Linked DNA regions of Mus musculus: regions 1 and 2 are each linked to region 3. The links are chromatin contacts, found by POLR2A ChIA-PET in ENCODE. All regions are on one chromosome and are shown on one strand. Each heading gives the region's core, a stretch centred on a gene start or an enhancer-like site at or near the end of the contact. The rest is flanking DNA. Distances are from core to core; before and after follow the strand shown. Region 1 holds the start of Hexim2 (hexamethylene bis-acetamide inducible 2). Region 2 holds the start of Hexim1 (hexamethylene bis-acetamide inducible 1). Region 3 overlaps Nmt1 (N-myristoyltransferase 1).

Region 1 (3,857 bases), core at 999-3,498, 92 kb before region 3:
AGGAATTGGCCTTGTCTTACTGGTGGTTTAAACAAACTAAGATGGCTCTGCTGCCCACCTACAGACACAACGTACAGGGATCTAAGGATAGCTTATTGTATGTTTCCGGTCATTTTCCTGTTCCCAGTCTTAGTTCCCTAGTGACTCCGGCCTAAAACCAAGCCAGCTCTGTCCCTCTGCTTATTCATTGTCTCCATTTTGAAGCTCTGACCCTCCACCACTATCACTATAAAAGATAAGTTCTGCTCTGTAACCTGCACGAGACATTCACCCTCTCTTGTAGCCTTACTTGACAAACGCCATAAGAAACCCAGACTAGGCTTAAATGGGTTAAAAGCCTCTCTGAGTTAAACACTGTCACACACACACACACACACACACACACACACAATGCCAGCACTCAGGAAGCAAAGGCAAGTATGTCTCTGAGTTACAGGCCAGCCTGGTCTACAAATCGAGTTTCACGGCAGCCAGGGCTGTTACACAGAGAAACGCTGTCAAAAAAACAAAAACAAAAACAAAACCCAGCAAACAACAATAACAGCAAAGGCCTGGGGTGTAGCTCCATGATAAAGCACTTTTCTAGCATTGGCAAGGCCCTGGGTTCAATTCCTAGCATTGTGAAATCAACAACAACAACAACAACAACAACAATAACAACAGAAACCAACTCTCTGATGTTTGGCTCTCTGCTATTTTGGAAGTGTGGTGATGGATAAGGGCCACCGAGAGCCAGCATGGGCTGGGACTCTGTGGGTTCCTGCTGTCAGCCCACATACTAAGTTGCCATTTACTGAGGACTTAGGCGCTTTCTCCCTCTCCTCTGAGGTTTTCCTGCCCTGCCTGTCAACCTGTACACCGAAATCTCTTGTCTTGACTCATTCTTGGTTCTCAGCCCGGAAAAAATAAATTTTTTTTTAAGTGCAAAATCTCTAACCAAGTTATTTGTCCTTGAGGTCACTTGTCATTGAGAGACAAGGTACTGTTATCAGAAGACCCTAAATGTAAGGTGGAATTTTGTTCCTCACAGGCTGCCTGATTCTGGAAAAGGTAGTGCAGCTCTCCAACCTCAGCTTCTGTCCACTGGAAATAACATCTACCTTGAAGGGCTTTTAGGAATTCATGAGCCATCATTGAATCACATTCTGGCCTACTTCCCAGAGCACAGTACAGACTCATTTAAAACACTGGCTTTCTAGCTGGGTGTGGTGGTGCAGGCTGTAATTTTAGCCCTTGGAAGGCTGAAGAAGAACGTTGTTGCAAGTTCGAGGCCAGCTGGGGATACACAGAAAGACACCCCCCCCCACCTCCCCCCTCAAGGTCTCAAACAAACGAAAATAAAATAAAATACTGGTTTTCTAAATCTACCAACCAACCAACAAGACAAAACAACAAAAGCCCTAGGATTTCAGCTATCTGACCCCACGTTTAGGGCTTTCAGGTGGCTGGGAGGGTGGGTACTTACCTTGGCCTCCTCCAGAGCAGCTGGTGACGCTGTGTTGCAGTTGGTATGGTTCACAGTGGCCATCTTCTCCTACTCTTGCAGCAGATGATGTCTTTAACTACTGTCACCTGCTTTGAACAACAACAGAAACCTAAGTCCTTAGGCAGAAGCTGGTTGGTCAGGAATTGTTTTGTCACAGCAGCAGCAGCCATTTTGTGGCCCCAGACCTGCATGGCCTTCACTTTCAAGTGAAGACTCGGAAGGCTGTTTCCATACTCTAGTCTTCACATTGCTAGCCAGCAAGGGACCAAGTGGGAGAGCAGAGGCCCTGGGCCTCTGCTCTCCTAATAAGTAAAGACAGGCTGGCAGTTAGGAGGGTAGGCCTGAGCTCTGTCACCCAGAAAGGACACTGCTTGGGGGATGCTGTGGAGAGGGTGGGTCTGTAGCTCCTGGAAGCCCCTATCTTGACCACCTTCAATCTCTCTAGGTTGGGACCTGGTCAGAGCCTATGGTTGAAGTCTTTTTGTCTACAGGGCCTGGACGGCTTCTCTCCTGTCTCAAGGAACGGGGAGCTAAAGGGAAGAAGTCTTCAAACTACATGCAGCTGACAGAAAGAAGAAGAAAAAAAATTCAATGGGAGTAAAAATGGAGTTCTTGGAGGAGGGAAAAGTCCTGGCAGGGAGATTTAACGAAGGTGGGACTGACCTATTTGCTGTCAAGGGCTTAGTGTACACCACTACCTCTGTGTGTCTTTCTGTGCGACCGCCTGTCCATGAGAGTCTCAACGCCTCTGCCCTATCTCTTGCTGCAGTAGCAGCAGCTCTGGCCAAGCCGCTAAAGCCCTAAGATGGGGGGGGGGGGAGGTGGAGGGGCGAAGAGGACAGCCTGGCAGCGCAATGGCTGCTGGGGGTTGTAGTTCTTCCACCCTAGGAAAGCTGCCCAGGATACTTTCAAGCTCCCATTACGTCAACAACCATGCCCAGGAACGCCAAAAAAAAAAAAAAAAAAAAAAAAAAAAAAAAAAAAAAAAAAAAAAACCTATTTGCCTTTGCGTGAACGTCCCGCGCTCACCGATCTCTTCTTTGATTGGGTCGCTTGTCTGCCAGTCTCCCGACTTTTGTCAACAACTAGCTGTGCGGAAGCACAACTGGACCCGCCCTGTCAGAGCTCAATTAAAGAGTTCATTGATGGCGTTAGGCTTTACCAGGGAGAAATAGAGATCCGGTCGCGGGGGCGGGGCTTGCGCGCGGAGGGATTCCCTAGCCTTGAGGAAGGCGACGAGCAGCTCGGGGGCCGCCGCCGCCGCCGCCATTTTGGGCTGGGAGGAGGCAGCGGAGGGACTCGCTGCGCAGTGAGAGCACCCCATGGGGGGTGGTCCGGGCGCGGGGAGAGGCCGGGCCGAGTGGGCTGCCTGAAGTGGCGGCGCCGGGAGACGGCGGGGAGTTGGGTCGGGGGCTGGGAAGGGTGAAGGTTGGCGTCTCCCCGGCCGAGCCCAGTCCTCAAACCGTCCCGGCAGCCTCTCCGCCTCGCCTTTGAGAGCGGCCTTTTGGGGTAATTACCGCGTATTTCCCGGGATCCCAGCAGAGGAGAGGCCAGTAAGACGGCTTCCCCTCTGCTGTGCTTCCACCGGGACGTGATCCTGAGGCCGAGGTCTGCCCAAGGCCTCTCGTCACCCCCATTCATCCCGGGTATGGCGGCCAGGCCCGGCGTAGCCGGACCCCCATCTGAAGGACGAGGTGGGCGCGACGCCAGTTGGAGACCCTGGCTCGCAGGGACGGGCCGAGGTTGCAACTCTGGCCGCATGCCCTGAGCAGTGCTAGTGAGCTGGAGGCTCCGAGGTTGCCCGGCCGGATTGCACCCGCCTCCCCACCCCCATACACCGTGTCCATCCCACTTCTCAGGGCTGCGAAAAGCAACAACCCTCTAACTTCTATAACAGCCACCAACTCCCCCTGGGACCAACTAGATCTGGGCACGTGGAAAGCTCGAGCTTAGCGCTTGGAAATTTCTGAGCTCTCTTGCCCTCAAGATTTCTCCCATCGAGCCCCGACTCTCCCAATGGCCTGACCTCGAACGTCAGCATCCGCTTTTGGAAACTCCTGAAGTGTGTCGCCCCACTTCAAAATTTCACGCCAAAGGGATGGGGTTATGCCCTTTGAAGGGTTGGGGGAAAGAAAATAATTTCAGTCACTACAGTCCAGTAATAGAAACGGAGTGGCCCATTTCGGGTACTTCAAAAACATCTGCTTGCATTTTGAAATCTGAGCCGTAACTTAGGGGCGAAGAGGCTGTGCTACAAGGGCAAAGGGAGTTAATTCCGATGTGATTTTTTTTTTTTTTTTTTTTGTAAGCCTACACCATGTCCCATTTAAAGTCTTGTTCCACAAACTAAAAAGAGTATTTTCTGTGCCAC
Region 2 (3,853 bases), core at 1,138-3,637, 75 kb before region 3:
TGAGGCTTTTCGTTATCTAACAATTGCCAAATCAGGCTTATACTTTTGTTAGCACTCTTTTGAACAGCCATCAAGGTGCGCAAGCTAAGCTGCTGCCTGTAGCCACTTTCTACTCCCCAGCATTAGGAAGCAGGCACAACATTGAGTACATTTTACCTGAACTGTATTTTGAAAATTTAAAAACCCATTGGTGGGGGTGGAGGGAACAAACTGAATTTCTTCTATTCAAGTATTTTTGCAAATAGATAAATTTAACAATCTTGGTACCCCACCTCAAAAGTGCAGTCACACAAACCAGCACGATTTTTAATCTCTAGAAATCACACTGAAACTGTTACATTTACAAACATTAAATTTATTATAACTAGAATGAATGTAATGGGTCTCAGATTTGGCCACCTTATAGCTCCGCTTAAGGAGGGGATTTTTTTTTTAAAACAGAAAAATGCATTATAACTTGGTCAGATTACTTGCACATTAAGAAACAACATCTAAGGAGGAAAACATGAAAAGCAACCCTTCAGTTTCACATAATTAAAGAACAGGAGAAAGCACACAAGCAACATCATAGCTAAATTTACCAAACCAAAGCCGGGGCGATTTTCTCTTCTGATTATGTGTCATAAAAAGGTCCGCTGTCTTATATACACATGTATATAATGTTACATTCCAGCACTGTAAAAAGTCCCCTTTGCCCCCTCCCCCCAAAAGTTTTCAGTCTAGTCGCCGAACTTGGAAAGAGGCGCTCGCTCCTGCTGCCGGTGCAGTTCGTTCTCGGTCAGCAGCTGGAGGTTCTCAGCGCGCAGCCGGTCCAGCTCTAGCTCGAGCTCCCGCACTCGCGCGTCGACGCCTCCCAGCCGCTTGCTTTCCAGCCGCAGCCGGTTATTTTCGTCCTCCTTGCGGGAGAGGCACTTCTCCAGCTCCAGGTACTCTTTGATGAGCTCCTGCTTGCTCATGTTCTGCAGGCTCTCGGCGTGGTACCGCTCGTACGTCTCCGAGAAGTCCCGCTGCAGAAACTCGCTGCCGTCCCCTCCCATGCCATCGCTGCCTCCGTCTTCCTCACCAGCTTCTTCCACAAAATCCTCATCGCTGGTGTCGTCGGATTTGGCGGCTGCCCGCTTGGGGTAAAGGCCGGTTTTGAGATCAGGCTCCTCCTGATCGTGGTCATCCATGAGGAACTGCGTGGTGTTATAGGGCGCAACTGGCTGGCCCTTGGCGAACATCTCGGCTCGAACCCGCGAAGCTCGCAGGCTCTGCTTCTCGTCGAACTTTTTCTTCTCCTCCCAAGTCAGCTTGTAGTAGGGCTTCCAATGCCGCTTCTTCTTTGAGGGGCGTCTCCGATGTTTTTTCTTGCCCAGCTGTCTCTGTTGCTGTCCCCATGGCTCCTCGCCTCCGGCGGCAGGAGCCTCCTGCTTGGTGGCCTCCGAGTCATGACCTGGCTGCACGAGGGACTCTGACATCGGCTCTCCCTCCGCCGACGGGGAGGCACCGCCAGTGGATAAGTCCTCCCCATTCTGGCCCTTCTCGCCCTTCTCCAGGGAGCTCAATTCTGGACAGGCATTCGTCTGCAATGGGGGCAGCTGGTGCTTCAGGCCCCCTTCTCCCTCCTGCCCTGGACGGCTACCGGACTGCAAGGACGCTCTCGATTGCCACCTACTGTCCTCCTTGGGCACCCGTTCCTCCGCGCTTGGGGGGCGCTCAGAGGTATGCTCTTCATGGACAACAGCAGCACCTGTACAGTTGCTAGTTTGAGGCTGGTGTTGATGTTCTGTCAAGAGTGGCTCGGCCATGGCTTAGTAGAGTTCTCTTCTGGAAGTTTGAGAAATTCTGGCTTAAGGAAAGAGGTTTTTCTTTCTTTTCAAAATATGTCCAACAAAGTCCTCTTCGGTCAGTAATTTCTGCAGTGACGCCTTCCGTCCGTCCTGTCAGCAAACTCCAATCGCAACTTGGAGTCCAGTCAATAAAGGGTTAAGCGCACACAAGCGTGGCCAACTAGCAGGTCCGGGGGTTCAGCAGCAGGCACCGTATGCAAATATGCAGAGGGGTGGGCTTCACGCCTCCCCGCCGAGTGCTCCCACAGACGAGGAGTTGGTGCGCAAGGAGAGGAGGTTTAAGTCCAATGGGTTAAACCCAACCCGAAAGGGTTAAAACTACCCGATGACGCTGCCTCGGAGGGGCCGAATCCACAAAGGGTTAAATCCCCTGCCGCAGAGCCCACAAGGGGTTAAAGTCCCAGAGCCGCCACCTCCCACTTCCACGGGTGTCGCTCCAACCCGAGCTCCCAGTTCCTCAGGCCGGGCCGGAGCCTTAGCCGAGGACAGACAAACTCATCTCCCCTCTGGCTCGATGCTCCGCTCAGTTCTCCTCCGCCTCCTCCTCTTTTCCTCCCTCCCTCCCTCCCCCTTCAGACAGCTCTTCTTCCGCCTCCTCCTCCGGCTTCCCCTCCCAACCTGACTTTCCACCTGCCAACTTCCAACTGCTGTCTCCAAGCCCTCGGCGCCTCTTATATATAGAAGCTTGTAAGCCCCGCCCATGCGCATGCGTAACGGAGTCCAGGTGTGGGGCAGCCGGGAGTCGTAGTTCCCTTCTTTCGGGCCCGCCGTCCTCGCGCGCCGTGCAACGTAGCCAATCATAGAATGCGTAGGGGGCGTCTCCCAGGCCGCCTTCTTCCATCGCTTAGCTCTCGCTGAAGAAACGTGAGCAGTCATTGGGCAAGAGTTATTCGTCTCTCCGAGGAAGGAAGACCAATTACAGAGGAGATGGGGCGGGTTCTGGACCATACCATTGTGCTTCAGGAATACAAGAAGATTCCATGACCTTTGGGAGCTTATACAGAATATTTTTATTAAAAGGTGCGTTTGAAAATCTACTGTCATATTCTGTTCTCAGCGGAAAGGTTCTGATGGCCATAAACCGTTTTCAACTTATGCAAAAATGGTCTGTCCCTAAAAAGTAGTCCCTAAAGTGTAAAAGAGGATTAAATTCTATAAAGAGAGCTGTTAGTCGTGATTACTGACATTGGATTCTTAAAATTACAATAATGTCTCTGAGGTAGGTGATGGGTTTCTTGGAGAGAGATAAGCGGAAGGATATTTTGGACAACTATTTATTAAAAAGACGAAAAGCGCATGAAGAAGTAAACAAATGAATTAAGAAGTGCCGCCTTAAAGGGACAGTGTGGTGGCCTGCCGAGCATCAGCTTCAGACTAGGCCTCAGGAACTGAGAGGGCGGGTTCGAGTCCTGAGTGACGTCGGTCCTCAGGCTATCCTGGAGGCCCTTAGGTGAGAGCAGCCACCCAGGCCAAGAGCTATCTCCGCACCAGAGGTGAAAGCAAAGTGGTCCTCCGCGGCCGAGCTCTCCGCCTGAGCCCGGATGGGAAGCGCGTGGTGAGGAGGAAGGACTCGCCCCGAACCTCGGCTTCTGCCGAAGAAAATGGCCTCCCGGGGTCGACTTGGCCTCTTCGCTTCCGATACCGCAAACCTTTCCCTAGCCAGGATACTCTGGAGAGATTGGGCCAATTGATGCGAAGTCTGTGTTGGGGAGGAACCCAAAAATCTATGCGTTCCCGAAAAAAGGGGGTGTCATCCACAGAGATGAGGTGTGTGTGTGTGTTGGGGGGAAGGCTTCGAGAAGGAAAGCTGAAGGCCTTCCCTGAAATGGGTGTGCTTGACCCAGGGCCGTAGGGTACATTGGGGGTGAAGTGGGGGTTCTACTCCCCCTTAAAAGGGATTCACATTCTTTTCCCCTACTAGAAGGACCCGAAAAACTCCCTTTAATCCCCTTGGCGTAATTGCCACTTCTCCCTTTGCCTGAGTACCCAGTGAGCCATTCTTCTTTTTCCTTACATTCCAG
Region 3 (3,783 bases), core at 1,184-3,683:
TTTGTTACAGTTATGAATTGTAATATAAATTTATGATATGTAGGATACCTAGCTTGCCACAGCTTGAGAACCACTTCTGTAATGCCTTTTAAATTAACTATTATCTTCTCTGTGTGTGTGTAGGACCCCACCATGTGAGTCCAGGGGATTGAGTTCTGGTCATCGGCTTGGCTGCAAGAGACTTACGATCCAGAAGACCAAGAGCCACTGCTCCGTGAAGTGGGGACTGTCCCATTCCTACTCCATGGGACCCTGCACTTACGCATGTCATATGTACCTGCAACAGAGGGTACTGTGCTGGGGAGTCGGGTCTAACCTGCGGGCCTCTTTAAGGTACCGAGCACAGTTTCATCAACAAAGTCTAAGGCACAGAGGACAGACAGTGCTGGGTGGCTCCCATCTTTAAATAATAAGAGTGGAGATGAGCCACTTAAGCTGTTCTCCACATATACCTCGAAACTCCTCAGTCCTAAGAAAACTGCCTCCAGGTTACCTTCACGGGCTGGTCCTGGGTGGATTCCATGTCGCTGCCTTTCTCTTTCTTCTTCTTTTGTTTCTTTTTCTTCTTTTTGGCTCCGGTGTCATTGGCTGGACTCAAGCCACTGTAAGACAAAGTAAACACGGATGGAGGTTCCAAACCAAACAAACAAAAAATCAAATGCTTTAAACCACACTGACAAAAGGCTTTTGTGTAGAGCAGACCTTCCTTAATCAAGTCTGTTGGCTGCTTCAGAAGCAGACTAGAGAATCCAGCTCCCACAGGGGGCGTTTGGAGGACATGAGCAAGCACAGCTCCCTTCTCCACTCCCACCCCTCAGCTCCCCGGGGAGGAGACATGTGCAAGGCATGTCCTATTTATTTCAAAGGGCCTTTTCTGTTCTTGCATCCATCCATCCATCCATCCATCCATCCATCCATCCATCCATCCATCCATTTATTGAAACAGAGTCAGTCTCAAGCAACCAAGGCTGACCTCCAGCAATGACTTTGAACTCTGATCCTCCTGCTTCACCCGAAGATTGCTGAGATTACAGACGCTCTGCCCACCTGGTTTATGGGGCGCAAACCTATGGGGCTTCCTGCCTGCAAAGCAAGCATTCTACCACCTGGGCCACAATCCCAGTCCTTTCTTCTTTTTTCTAAGATAGGATTTCTGGCCTGGTACCTAGTATGTGTCTTGGGCCGGCCTCAAAATTATAGCAATCCTCCTGCCTCAGCCTTCTGGGAGCTGGATAATACCTTTTTTGGGAGGTGAGGGGGTATGGACTTATTTTAGAGCTTTAGCTGCACTGAAGACCACGGTATCTCTCAACACTGTGCTGGGACTACCACGTCCCCAGGGCCTTGGATCGAAAAGGACAGCCAAAAGACAGCAGCAGTCTTTTGGGAATCTTCTGTCCTCACTTCTCCAAGGGTACTACTTTTATTCAGATTGTCCAACTAGGCATAAAGCAGCAGAGAGTATGGAAGGAAAAGAGACCACGAGGAAGAAGAGGATAGCTTGACATTTCTGCAGCCCATGCCCAAAACGGTCACGAAAGTCAAGGGCCTGAATTACACATCAGGTAGCAAGCCTGAGCGGTCCCTGACGGCAAACCCAGAACTAGTAATCTCGGGGACATTCAAACACAACAGTCTCCCGCGGTTACTCCTGCCACAGACGGACGACACTTCTGTGTGCATGGAAGCAGGGAGGGATGGCCTTAGGCTGCTTTTCCCCCAGTAAGTCATGGCAAGACAGCTTCCCAGCCACGTTAAAATGTCCAAATGAGACCAGCGTGGGATCACGGCCTTGCTGTGAGAGCACGTGGGAGGCTGGGGTGGGGACAATGTAAAAGGGACATGGTGGTGTACATTTTTAATCTCAGCATGCAGGAGGCTGAGGTAAAAAGCAGGCAGGTCTCTGAGTTCAGTTCAAGGTTAGCCTTGTCTACATAGCAAGTCCCAGGCCAGCTAGGACTAACATTGCAAGACACTATCTTTAAATAAATAAATAAATAAATAAATAAATAAATAAATAAATAAAAGGCATGGTGGCTCCCGAGTCCCAGGCCAGTCCAGAAGAGTTCTAGGCTAGCCTGAGCTACAGTATAGGACACTGGTTTTTTTTTTTTATTTAATTTAATTTAATTTAATTTTTTATTTTATTTAAAAAAAAAGTAGCTCAGGGTTTCAAAGTCCTTTGTGGTTATCTGAGTATTAATGCCACCTTATAGCAATTGATCAAGTGCTATCTGTGGTAGTGAGTGTACATATATACAGAGAAAGTGATTTGTTATCACACACTTCCATTTCTTGGGCTGAGGCTGTAGCGCAGGGCAGAATGCTTCCCTGGTGTGTTCCAGGAAAAGAGGGTGGAGATGGATCTGGCAGACACATCCCACCAGCTCTTCAGCTCTATCTCCCCTTACTCCCCCAACATTTAGGGGACTGACTTCGGGATGCTGAAGGCAGGGAGCCATCGTAAGGCTGACAGTTCTCTATCTGAGATGAGCATATGGCTGTCGAGTCTGGACACAAATGCACCTAATGAGAGCTCTATTAATGAGACACAGACGGCACAACGCACAGTGGGGCTGGGGACATTCAGAGATGGAAAAGGCAAAGCTCTTAAGACCAGATGCTCGGATCCTCCAAGGCCACAGCGAAGACTAGGAGGCACAGTTACTCCTGAGTCAGAGACCTGCCTCGCAGTAACTCACCAACAAAGAGTCCCATGCAGAGCCCGTTACAACTCAGGTCTCAGCTCCGAGATATTTGTTTCAGTCTCAGAATTATGTGTAGCATTGAAAAGGTATATGAAATACAGTTATCGTGTGTCATTCATATCAGTTTATAGAACAAACCATCAGGGTCCTGGGTAGGAGTTACCATACTACTATTTTTTACTTAATTCTGTGGAAAAAGAATCAAAAGATAAGCCGGGTGTGGTGGTGCACCCCTTTAATCCCAGCACTCGGGAGGAAGAGACAGGCGGATTTCTGAGTTCGAGGCCAGCCTGGTCTACAGAGTGATTTCCAGGACAGCCAGGGCTATACAGAGAAACCCTGTCTCAAAAAACCAAAAAAAAAAAAAAAAAAAAAAAAGTAAAGAAATGATGCATCCAGGTGTGCTATCTCATCTTTGGGAAACAAATGCAGAATTACTGCCACAAGTTCAAGGCTGCCCTGGTCTACAGAGGGAGTCCTAGGCCAGCCAGGACTACACTACAAGACCATGTCTCAAAACCACGAATAAGGGGGCTAGAGAGATGGCTCAGTGGTTAAGAGCACCAACTGTTCTTCCAGAGGTTCTGAGTTCAAATCCCAGCAACCACATGGTGGCTCACAACCAACCTTAACAACAAGATCTGACACCCTCTTCTGGAGTGTTTGAAGACAGCTATGGTGTACTTACACATAATAAATAAATATATCTAAAAAAAATAAAACCCCACAAATGAACAGGTACAAAAAAACAACTCATGTTAGTTCCCAATGGGACATTAACAGGTATAAAAAGCAATGCATAGGCTGGAGAGATGGCTCAGTGGTTGCTCACAACCACCTGTAATGGGATCTGTTGCCTCTTCTGGTGTGTCTGAAGACAGAGGCAGTGTACTCATATAAATAAAATAAAATAAATAAAGCAATGCATGTTAGTTACCAATGGGACATTTACTAAACACGATTGTACACAGGAATATACTCTGTCTACAGAGGGAATTCCAAACTAGCCAGGACTAGACAATGAAACCATCAAAGAAAGTCGGCCAGCCTGTCTACCCTCCCGGGCCTCTTCAGA

Evidence for each region. ChIA-PET counts read pairs that join two places held with the same protein, here RNA polymerase II (POLR2A).
Region 1: POLR2A ChIA-PET joins it to region 3 with 10 read pairs in embryonic stem cell. The contact joins the promoter of Hexim2 here to the enhancer-like site in region 3. POLR2A ChIA-PET finds 5 or more read pairs at or near these places in 4 of 5 experiments (Patski and embryonic stem cell).
Region 2: POLR2A ChIA-PET joins it to region 3 with 28 read pairs in embryonic stem cell. The contact joins the promoter of Hexim1 here to the enhancer-like site in region 3. POLR2A ChIA-PET finds 5 or more read pairs at or near these places in 4 of 5 experiments (Patski and embryonic stem cell).

The regions. Positions count from the first base shown.
Region 1 is chr11:103,131,750-103,135,606 of GRCm38, reverse strand. It overlaps Hexim2 (hexamethylene bis-acetamide inducible 2), which reads right to left and starts at 2,248. Exons shown (of 3, transcript NM_027658.2): 1 at 2,150-2,248; 2 at 1,466-1,572. The coding sequence starts at 1,528.
Region 2 is chr11:103,114,859-103,118,711 of GRCm38, reverse strand. Hexim1 (hexamethylene bis-acetamide inducible 1) reads right to left here and starts at 2,387. Exons shown (of 1, transcript NM_138753.2): 1 at 1-2,387. The coding sequence starts at 1,790. The coding sequence ends at 720.
Region 3 is chr11:103,039,987-103,043,769 of GRCm38, reverse strand. It overlaps Nmt1 (N-myristoyltransferase 1), which reads right to left. Exons shown (of 12, transcript NM_008707.4): 2 at 494-602. Among named protein-coding and RNA genes, the nearest start is that of Gm42090, 5.8 kb to the left of the region's middle. Within about 2 kb of position 2,433, at least 1 of the 3 ENCODE cell types and tissues checked has a DNase peak (open chromatin) inside an H3K27ac peak, as active enhancers do.